2 separate regions of the Homo sapiens genome follow, and region 2 is linked to region 1. The links are chromatin contacts, found by Hi-C or POLR2A ChIA-PET in ENCODE. All regions are on one chromosome and are shown on one strand. Each heading gives the region's core, a stretch centred on a gene start or an enhancer-like site at or near the end of the contact. The rest is flanking DNA. Distances are from core to core; before and after follow the strand shown.

The links. A loop is a pair of places that touch in the nucleus more often than their neighbours do. ChIA-PET counts read pairs that join two places held with the same protein, here RNA polymerase II (POLR2A). Pooled maps may share reads with other maps.
Region 2: a pooled map shows a loop between it and region 1 (6-fold over the local background). The contact joins two enhancer-like sites. A Hi-C loop is called at or near these places in 4 of 50 pooled maps. POLR2A ChIA-PET finds 5 or more read pairs at or near these places in 3 of 52 experiments (OCI-LY7, PC-9 and activated naive CD4-positive, alpha-beta T cell).

Annotation. Positions count from the first base shown.
Region 1 is chr7:22,171,461-22,177,351 of GRCh38, forward strand. The region is part of intron 11 of RAPGEF5 (Rap guanine nucleotide exchange factor 5); the gene reads right to left. Among named protein-coding and RNA genes, the nearest start is that of RAPGEF5, 180 kb to the right of the region's middle. Within about 2 kb of position 2,856, at least 2 of the 41 ENCODE cell types and tissues checked have a DNase peak (open chromatin) inside an H3K27ac peak, as active enhancers do.
Region 2 is chr7:22,384,776-22,390,666 of GRCh38, forward strand. No RefSeq gene overlaps it. Among named protein-coding and RNA genes, the nearest start is that of RAPGEF5, 31 kb to the left of the region's middle. Within about 2 kb of position 3,081, at least 2 of the 41 ENCODE cell types and tissues checked have a DNase peak (open chromatin) inside an H3K27ac peak, as active enhancers do.

The DNA.
Region 1 (5,891 bases), core at 1,606-4,105:
AATATGCATATGTTAATACACAAAACCTTTTTCTTTCATATCCTTTCTTTTTTTTGAGATGGAGTTTTGCTCTTCTTGCCTAGGCTGGAGTGCAGTGGCACGATCTCAGCTCACTGCAACCTCCACCTCCCAGATTCAAGTGATTCTCCGGCCTCAGCCTCCTGAGTAGTTGGGACTACAGGTGTGCGCTACCACGCCCGGCTAATTTTTGTATTTTTAGTAGAGATGGGGGTTTCACCATGTTGGCCAGGCTGGTCTCAAACTTCTGACCTCAGGTGATCTGCCCGCCTCAGCCTCCCAAAGTGCTGGGATTACAGGCATGAGCCACGTTGCCAGCCATTTTCTTTGATATTCTATGCACTAAGTAAATTACTAAATCTAATCCTAAATTATTGGCTTATCAATAAATTTTTGGGACTATCCTCCCCACTCCAAAATAAAATAATACTTTCGTAGTGGCTTTTTGAATACAAGAAACATCCTTGCAAGTAAAAAAGTAACATCTTGATAATCATTGAAATTGGAAGGTAAATACTTCTATAGTTTTAACTATTATAAAACTTGAAATAAAATATATATAGAAATGGTTTTGAAATCCATGCATGTAATTAGCTATACTGATGTCATATAGGACTTTTCCCTATCATCTGCTACTATTTTAATTTTTGGGGGTTTTTTTTGAGATGGAGTCTCACTCTGGCACCCAGGCTGGAGTACAGTGGCATGATCTCAGCTCACTGCAATCTCCGCCTCCTGGGTTCAAGCTATTCTCCTGCCTCAGCCTCTGGAGCAACTGGGATTACAGGCACACACCACCATGCCCGGCTAATTTTTGTATTTTTAGTAGAGACTGGGGTTTCACCATGTTGGCCAGGTTGGTCTCGAACTCCTGACCTCAGGTGATCTGCATGCCTCGGGCTCCCAAAGTTCTGGGATTGCAGGTATAAGCCACCGTGCCCGGCCTATTTTAATTTTTAGGTCATATAAAAATAATTATCTAATTTTATTTAATTTTATTTGAATGTATTTCTCTTGTATGTACCAATTAAAACATTTTTCTCTGTCTCATTTTAAGTATATGAAGCTCTAAAAATTCCCATTTTATTTCTGCAAAACACAAGTATCCCTAGAGCATGCTAGAGTTGTGTCAAGATAGAATAGTAAGAGGTTTGGTACAGACCATTTTCATGGAGTTCTGTTACATATAAATGTAATCAAATTTTAAAAACTGATCCAAATGTTACCAAAAGGTCTAAGCTTAATGCTTTCTTTGTAACATAAAAACAAAAAACAAAAACAAAACCCTGAAGTCTAAAAATCACTAGAAGTATAGCGTTACGTAGGAAAAATTATATAAATCTACCTTGGTTATTTTTTCAACACTCATAAGCAAAATGCACTGCGATAATGAAACCACTCAGCTGTTAAAGTGAATTACCAAGAAAGCAAATTAAAAGAATTTTGACAGGCAACTGCCTATAGTAGCCATTTAATCCAAGTATGGTAATGTGAATATTCAACATTTCTGTATTAACTCATATTCCCTGAAGTACTATTAGCCGTTTTGTTTCACCTGTATTTCTACTTCAGATGTAATGGAATTTAAGGCACTCTAAAATATATTCTACTTAACCTTTATTTTAAGAAGCCAAGAAAAGCTTTGAACATGAAAGGGCCCATTTCTGGTCCTGGAATGTTACAACTTGCCATTATTTTTTGAGAAGCAGTGCCAAAATGTACCATGTAATTTGATTAAGCACAAATAAAATTTTTTTCATGTTCAGGTTGGAATAATAGATTAAAGTGCTATGCCATTAAAAGCAATGCTTCTTTCCCTGTGTATCTTACATTTCTGAAAGTGATATTAACGACCTCGAACGCAGCTTTTTACTACAGCTCTTAAATTCACTTAATCCCTGCCAATTCTTACAGGCTCACCATAGCGTTTTCTTTAGCCATTCTAACATAACCAAATCTTGAGATCTAGCTTTATTTTTAGGTATTTGTGGCAGAAAAAAAGTGCTTACTTATTTAACGCTGTTTATATATCAAATCTTAAAAGTCACCCCTTTAAATGACAGGAACTTACTACAGACAGGGCTTGGGGACACTCTTCAAATAATCAAATCTGTTTTTATTTTAACTTGTAAAATTCAGTTTTAGAATCCTGTCATTCCGTCTTCAAGAAAGAATGATTTGAATACAACAGGTATTCCGTTCTTAGCTATGCTTAATTCTATACACTGCCTTTTAAAAATGTTACTTGGAGGGGCATAGAGTAATAAACAGGGGGCTTGTCTACCTTCTCCAGGCTGCGGCACTCAGAGAAAGGGTGCAGGTCACCCTGGGACTAAGAGCGGTGAGCGGCCTCATAGCTCCTGTTGTTACATCCCAATCAGCTGCTCTCAGTGTCTAGGTACAATTGCAGCCCATTCATGGCATATGCATGCGTCTGCCAAGTATGCTGGGAAGCTCAGAAAACAGTATAAAGAATACTATGGAAACAGACAGCTGGAAATCTAACGGGGTAGCCTAATGCATAGTCCTTAATCTCTCTAGGCCTTAGTTAAGTCACCTGTAAAGTGGCTATCATATCTATACCTAGCAGAGTTACAGTGAAGATTAAATAAGACAGTGTATCTAAAGCAACTGGCAGAGAGCCTGGTATACCCTAGGCACTCTAGATAAATACTACCTATTATTTATTTTTATAAAATAAAATTATTTCAACCTTGTCCCAATTCTCCAAGTGCTACCAATCCGCCAACAAAAACTTGAGAACTATGAATTTCCAAGAAGAATTGGAGGAGGAAAAGGAGAAGCAAATGTGAGCAAAGCAACGGATGTGGGTGGGTCTGTGGCTGAGTCACAAACCTGTGGTCTTGTGACTTGCAGGTCTTGTTTAGTCCCTAGAGATGCTTTCTGTGAGTTGACAAAATTTAAAAGTCAGAAGATCTGGCAACACCAGGGCCACATCTCCTATGGCAACCATGTTTAGAGCCAACTTGCCTACTTTATGCAGGAGGCACTCTCCAGTTCATCACCCTTCTGCTCTGGCAGTCTTCACTCACTCACTTTTACTGCCTGTGGACATGCAAGTTGGTAAGTCTTGGTCTACAGCACAGTTGTGTAGTAGTAATAGAAGAGATCACATAGTATAATTGAAAAGTAAAGCTAAAGAAATAGGTTGGAGGAAATTCCTGAAGGATCTTTGAATGCTAAACTAAGGAGCCTGGGGCTTATTCCACAGGAAAAGGGAAGTGAAGGGAGATTTTCAAGACCAGAAGTGACAAGAGAGATATGAGTTAAGCTTGCTTCATCAGGGAACTCAGACTGGATAAGGGAAGGATAAGGGGAGGGAGGTGAGTTTGCTTTTAAACTTGCTGAGCTTGGGTTCCCCAGGTTACTCTAAGGAAAGCTATTAGGAAAAAATATCAAAAACCAGAGCTTGCCAAAGAGGGTTACAGTTATGATTGTGGGAGCCAGTACCTAAAGAGGATGGCTATGGCCAACATGATTTCTCAGAAAAATAAGCAGCAGTCTAAGGGAGTGGGATATTCATGTTTGGGCGATGGTAAGGGAAAGATGAGTTAAGGAAGGGGAAAGAGAAGGAGGAGAGAAACAGAATAAAGAGAAACGAATGTACAGTCAATAGCCTCCTTTCTGTAAACAAACAAACGGGACACAAATGTAATAACCAACAAGAAAGAAAAGGATTGGAAATGAGTGTTAAATGCTGCTTGAAGAGGCTTTATCGGGCTCAGGACTCAAAGAGCACTGGATTTGTTATGTGGACAGTCCCTGGTTTGATGACCTTAGAGAGATGCCCCTTGGTGAATGGTGGGGGCATACTCTAGTTAAAAGGAACGAAGGATATTCTGATAATCAGTGGTCACACCATATATCACACTGTTTTTTCTTTTTTTCTCCAAAGACTCCTCCTAAAGTTGTAGAGCTCATTGTTTAGTAAGAGCAGTTGCTCTCACAAGGAGCTGGGATGAAAAATTTCTCAATAATCAATACAATTATCATTTTATTTAACTGTACAGATTAGAATGTGGGAATTGTCATGGGCACGAAGCCTTCAGCACCAATCTGCCAGCATCTACCAACAAAAATTAATATCCAGCTCTAAGATTCACTCGGTCCAACTCGGACCTCTCGGAGTTGCTGCATGGTTGTCTGATTAACATCACACACGTGTTCTAAACATACAAGCTGTGTTCCTTAGTGTTTGTCCATTAAACGTTCTTAACTTTCAGGAAACAAAGAAAATTAATTTAAACATAATATCCTAAATTAGAAGCCTGAGATATGGTTATTACAAGCAAACTAATAGTCATTCTAACAACTGAATCAACTTAGGACATTGTAATGTTTTTACCTCTCAAGCACCAAAAGGTTCTGTATTATGAACTTTTTTCAAAACCTGAAATACATCATCATTCCCAATGTTAATATTAGCATTAAATTTCAGAAAAATAACATTGTATTTACTTTTTTTTCATGTATTAGTACGTTCTCATGCTGCTAATAAAGACGTACCAGAGACTGGGTAATCTATAAAGGAAAGACGTTTAAAGGACTCACAGTTCCACATGGCTCAGGAGGCCTCACAATCACAGTAGGGGATGAAAGAGCAAAGGCATGTCTTACATGGTGTGTGCGTGTCAAAGGCAAAACAGCGTGTGCGGGGGAACTCCCCTTTATAAAACCATCAGATCTCATGAGACTTATTCACTATCATGAGAACTGCAGGGGAAAGACTTGCCCCATGATTCAATTCCCTCCCACCAGGTCCCTCCCATGACATGCAGGAATTGTAGGAGCTACAATTCAAGATGAGATTTGGGTGAGGACACAGCCAAACCATATCAGTTGGTTAACAGAAATTCTAGGAATTCTAGACAGACTTATTTTCTTCCAAGTTTAGCAATGAATAGTCAACTGCCTCTGTTAAGACTAAGGATTGGCAAGATAGCTAGGTTATATTAAAGATAAGAAGATATTCTACAAAACTAATTTAAAGTAAACATAAGTAAGCACAATTAAGGCTTTTTGTTTGTTTGTTTGTTTATTTTTGAGATAGAGTCTTGCTCTGTCGCCCAGGCTGGATGGAGTGCAGTGGTGTGATCTCTGCTTACTGCAGCTTCCACTTACTGGGTTCAGGCAATTCTCCTGTCTCAGCCTCCTGAATAGCTGGGACTACAGGAGCCCACCACCATGCCCGGGTAATTTTTTTCTATTTTTAGCAGAGGTGGGGTTTTACCATGTTGGTCAGGCTGGTCCCAAACTCCTGACCTCAAATGATCCACCCACCTCGGCCTCCCAAAGTGCTGGGATTACAGGCGTGAGCCACTGCGCCTGGCCAATTGAGGTTCTTTCGAAATAATCTGGCACAGGATCTTACATTTACTGACAATTTTCAACACAAGAAAATTTACTTTAATGTATTGCCTGTATTTAAAAATACTGCTAGGACAAATATATCAACCAGTGGCTGACAGGAGACATGCCTCTGTGTTCTGGTTCCAGAGCTGTTATTAGTGTTCTTTTCAATAACACACAGCTGCTTTCTTTCTCACACAGGTGAAAGGAAGACTCATGTTTTTGGGTCACAGAGAAAGGTTTGGTCAGCAACCATTTACTGAACTTCTGTGACTAAGGGATGACAACTGTGCCCTCTGCCATGGAGAATGGAAAGTTGTTCACAGAGCTTGGGAATCTGATTGGTGAGATAATTAAATGACCACATAAGGCATCCTCCACACCCCAGGCTGATGAATATCACACTCCTGTGAATGTCTGGGCAGTCCTCCACACCCCAACCCCTACCCAGCATATGTCATTGGCCTTGAGTCACCTAAGATGTTCCTATCAAGTTGTTTTCC
Region 2 (5,891 bases), core at 1,831-4,330, 210 kb after region 1:
CCTTCCTCCCAGCGTTCTATGAGAATCAATGAATTGAAATGGTCATGACATGAAAACCTTTAAAAATTATAAGGTAAACAAGAAATATAAGTAAGAAATAAATAGTGTGGTTGGACTGATGTCTTGGCACAATACTTCACTCTCATTCCCATCCTAAAGACAACTCAAGGAACCAGAATGCTCTGATCATGTCTCCTAGAAAATGTATGTATATAATTGCCTGCCTTTTGAAGCTCTGATGGAACCCAAGAGCTCTGGAGTTAGAGAAGGTAGCTTTGGTTCAAGATCGGTCTTCCAATTGATAACTACTCCTCCTGTTAGTTAATCTCTCTCAGCTCCAGTTTCTCCACATGGGAATAATAAATATAAAGAATAACTGAGATGTGCAAGTGATTTGTAATAGTAATAATGACAATGTATATTTGCATATTAGTTTTCTGAGGATCTGGGATTCAAACTCAGGTCTTGTAATTTCAGATCTAGTTCCCTTTTCAGTATTCAGAGTCAGACTTCTTATTAGATTAACTTGACATTTATCCCATGGGTATGGAGAAAATATCTGCTATTTTGGCATTTTAAGTGGTATGTGCCTTTCAAAAATATCATTCTTAAGGCCTCACCCTTGTAGCAGGTTGTTATTGAAGAGATAACTTGCAGATTTTTTGTGCGATTTGGTTATCAAGCCTTCTTCTTGATGCAAATTTTGCCTACAGCAACCAGTGTTATGACTAATATTGATAGTTCGAACCCTATAAATAACCCATAGTTCACAATTAAATGCAGAGGTATCCAGGATGGTAAAAATTAGACTGCCCCCCACCACGCCTTGAAAAGATCTGGGGACAGTCTGATCACAGCCCTGCAATTCCCTGCCCTTCCTTCTCTGCCTCTTTTTGGGGCTGCCCTAACTCCCTGCAGAAAAGACGACCCTGTTGTCAGCTTCCTGGATGTTGCCTTCCTTTTTGAACTATGTCTACATACACAAAGGTTCTAATTTTTTAAAAAGACTGATTTTGTAACAAAGAAAATATTTTTACTGGGTCGGTGGTAGCGGGTGGGCAGGAAGCAGAGTTGAATCCTGTGTACTGCTGTTACACTACTTCTCCAGTCAAATTTTCAAGGCTTTGCTTGTGGGTGCAAAGTCTACCTATTGCTTTTTGTGTTATTGTGGTCAAATACACATAACATAAAATTTACAATGTATACCATTTTTAGGTGTACAGTTCAGTGGCATTAATTGAATTAGGGCACAAACCCCAACTCTCCATTTCCCTCTTCCCCCAAGCCCCTGATAGCCTATGATCTACTTTCTCTCTCTGTAATATGTCTAGGTGTCTCATGAAAGTAGAATTGTATCGTATTTGTCTTCTTGTGATCAGCTTATCTCATTAGCATAATGTCTTCAAGGTTCATCCAAGTTGTAGCATGTGTCAGAATTTCATCCCCTTTTAAGGCTGAATAATATTCCACTGTCTGTGTATACCATAGTTTGTTAATCTATTTATTTGTTGATGGACTTTTGGGTTGCTGTGCCTTTTAGCTATTATGAATAATACTGCTATGAACATTGGTATACAAATATCTGTTTGAGATCTTGCTTTCAGTTCTCTTTGTTATGTAGCCAGTAGTGAAGTGGCTGGCTTATACGGTAATTTTATGCTTAATTTTTTTTTGAGGAACTGCCTGCCATACTCTTTTCCACAGTGGCTGTACCATTTTACATTTCCACAGCCATGCACAAGAGTTCCAGTTTCTCCATTTCCTTGCCAACACTATTATTTTCTATTTTTTCAATAATAGCCATTCTAGTGGGTGTGAAGTGGTCTCATTGTGGTTTTTGATTTGCATTGCCCTAATGATGAGTGATATTGAGTATTCTATTGCTTTTTGAATTGACTAACACTCCTTGGCTGGATAGTCAGTGCCCTGTAGCACTGCGTCACATCCTATATGAGCACCCTCTCTGCTTAGCTTTCTATTCTCCATCTTTCCTGAGGGGGGGCCTTTCTGTGCCATCCCTTGGCTCACCCCTACAGAGGCAGGGGATTTTGGCATAGTGCAGCTCAGCATCCCAGGATGCAGGTCAGGGTGAGGTAATAGGGAGACTATATCTGGAAGGGAAAATGGAAACTATCCACCATTCCAATACTTTAACAACTGCTATATATCCATCACAATATCTAGGACAATCATGGGCTCATGGTAGATCATGAATACTTATGTATTAGAATATATTTTTGCCAGATGTATTAAAGCAGAAGTTGGGGTTAAGCCTGTGAACTACCTACTTTACCTACAGTTTCAAATGGTTAATGTGGGTAACCAGTTACAGAATCACCCCTGCCATGACAGACAATTGTTTTGCCTTCCAGCAGTTATGAGTCCCATGCCATAATTCCCTCCTCTCACCATCAGTCCACAGGGTCAATACATGGATAATTGTTGAAACTGGACGATGGGGGGGGGGTACATAATCTTTAAATTTATGTACATTTAGAATGTTCCATAATAAAAAGTTGATTCAGATAAACATACCAGGCCTCATCACTGACTGTGTGATGGAACGGACCACCTATAGTCTTATTTATCCATCTATTTTTTGCATTGGGTAATTAACTTGAGATCTATGGGCAATTGTTATTAAATTTAATTTTTTTAATTATACAATTCTACAAAGTCTAATGCTTAAGGCAATTTCTATGTCTATGATGTATAAGCATAAATTATTTTATAGGTCATTATATATAGTCATTTTAATGTTATGCTTATTGTCTGATGAGTATATAAAATAACATTTAAATAGCATTTAAGTAACTCCTATAATTACACTGAAAAATGTTTCCCAGTGTTACTGAAATCGGTTGCAAATCTTAGATACATAAAGTACTAGAAAAGTAGCCAAAAAAAGAGACAGGGACTCAACATGCTGCCAAAAATAATAATAGAACCTTGAATGTTAAACAGCTTTTTAAAAAGCTCTTCTCTGGAATGAAATGCATTCACTCAAGTTGTTCTTCCCCATCCTCCTGCTTCTTGTTATAGACGTGCCTTGCTGGCTGACTTCCTGATCGGTTGGTGGGCCCAGTCCTACTGAGTCACCCGGCTGCAACTGTTGAGTATGAGTGTGTGGAGCTGGTGGAAACCAGGATGGAGAGTAGGCTGGAGACTGAGCACTTGGGAAAATTTTAAATTGGAAAAAAACCACAAATGAACGAAAGCACTGAGTTGCTGCTGTGAGGGCAATTTGCTCTCTGTAGGCATCACAAAATGTATTTGATGATTGAGGCCAAAATTGGTCTATTTGCTTTGTTTCTTTGGAGAAAAATGAGAATACCAAGGATCGTCCTCTGGTTGGCATCACGTTCCTCTGTGCACAGTTATTTTCTGTTACAAATGGTTTTTACAGGTCGTATAAGGGGTAATGGGCAAGAGTTAATATTTTTCTGTTGTCACTCTGGAAAGTACATCAGGATCTTTCATTTCAATCTGTCCCTCTAAGTCTGGTTGTCCCTTTTCATGTACTCAAAGGAAAGTTGGCATGGGGCCCAAAACATAGTATGGGGTGTACCGATCTCCTTGGTCTGACCAGTTCAGCTTGGACCCTAGAGAAGCTCAGCCAGTGTGGACCAATTTGTGAAGAAGGCCACCCAGTGCTTTCGTCTAGGAAATGTTCCTAAAGTCAAGTCCATGTTTCAGTGAGTCTCCTCAGTTTTAAGAGGAGGCACAGAATGCCACAACTTCTAAGCTGCCTGCTTTTTAAAATGTTAATAAGTCATTAAAATTAGATAAGACAAGGCCGGGTGCAGTGGCTCACCCCTGCAATCCCAGTACTTTGGGAGGCCAAGGCAGGCAGATCACCTGAGGTCAGGAGTTTGAGACCAGCCTGGCCAACGTGGTGAAACCCCGTCTCTACTAAAAATACAAAAATTAGCCGAGTGTGGTATTGCGCACCTGTAATCCCAGCTACTCAGGGGAATTGCTTGAATCCAGGAGGCGGAGGTTGCAGTGAGCTGAGATCACGCCACTGCACTCCAACCTGGGCAACAGAGTGAGACTCGGTCTCAAAAAAAAAAAAAAAAATTAAATAAAACAGTGTGCTTAAAGCATGCAGCACTGTGTCTAGCACACTGTAAAAGTCAATAAATGTTAGCTCTTATTTATGATTATTCTAACTATGAGCACAACGAACTTTATTCTAAATTACTTATTCACTTAGCAAACAACTATTGAGTACCTACCATATGTCAAGCACAGTTTTAGTCAATATGGATGTGGCAGTGTACAATCGAGCCAAGATCCCTGCTCTCAACAAATGGACATGCTTTGAAAGGGAAAACACAATACATTGTTCAACTAAATAATTCCTTTAACAATTGTCATAAATAAAACAAAATGAGAGAGTGGGGATAGAGAGTGACTGAGGGGAATAGGATGGGGAGAAAAGTTGACTCTAGATGGAGTGACCAAGGAGAGCTTCTCCCCAGAAGGGATTGGATGGTGAGATGGAGTTGCCATGTGAAGATGCAGAGGTGCGGTAACCCAGGCAGAGGGAACAGTAAGAGAAAGGCCCTGAATAGACCCCATCTCAACACTGAGCCCTCTTACCACATGCAGTGGATGTCAGGCTGCAGGCCTCTTTGCTGTCCTTTCAATAGTTTCCGTGTTCAAGGCATTTAAGTACTCAACCTGCAATCAGATTAAATTGCTGCCAGAAGAGCTGTGGTCCTTAGGTGAAAACTCACCCATTTCTACAAGTAATGTAGAATTTTTAGTTTAAGCAAGCATGAGAAATGACTCCTTGAATAAGCAGTGCTTGATTGTCACTATTGCCCATTTCACTGGAAGAGCCCACCTTCCATCTTGGGACCAGGCCCATAACTCACTGCTACTCAAATCACAGAGGTAAGAACCAGCAGATGAGATAGGTTGGCTCCTGCTCTGCCAGTAAGTAACCTGCTATTTGCTCTTAACAGGTCACGTAGACCTTCTGTGACTTTGTTTGGTCATCTGCAAAACCAGAGGAATGGGTTACACCAGTGCATGTAAAACTTTCATGTGCCTTCCCATCTCCTGAAAACTTTGTTACCTGCAGACTCTGTCTCAGGAGTGTGGGGCAGGGCCTGGGATTCTGCATCTCTAACCAACTCCCAGGTAATGCTGAGGCTGCCCACCCTCAGACCACACTTTTGAGTATAGAGAGTTTAGATTAAGTACCTTCTAGCTCTAAATCTAGGAGTCTGCATTCCAAGCTTACTAGGACTTGAACTTCAAGTCCTTGAACTGATCTTAATCACATAAAAACCTGTGATGACCAAGACAGGTATGAGCTTCCTGCAATAACCAAGCTGTGCTTCCTTCTGGGTTGTCCAACCGTTGCAAGTCAAGATCACTGCCTCACCTTAGCTACCTGGTACTGCAACACCTATGCATCCTGTGGCAGGACTGGTGAAACTCATTATCACTTATCAAAATTGATATGATGAAATGAGGAAGCTTCGATTTCATAAATGTGCCAACATTCGGGCTGGGATGGAATGGTTTGTTTCCCCGAATAAGCTATAAAAACGGAACACAATAATTTAATTGACATTATTTGATGGATGAATGTAATCACTGAGTGAGATTCTTTTAAAATCACACCAAATTCCATACAGTTCTGGAAGTTCAGTGAAAGATGTTATTGTTGATTTTACTTTAATTACTCCTGCTGGGATTTACCTTGAGCGGGTTATTAGGCAGGTAACAAATCTAGATTTTTTTAAGAGTGGAAAATCCTTCAACTCTTCTGAGCAATATCAGTGTCCCCTTGGCTTCTTATCCCTAAAAGACATAGCTGAGGTGGTCAGTTTCCCGTGGCTCTCAGAAGATCTGCTCTCTAACAGGCCAGAGGA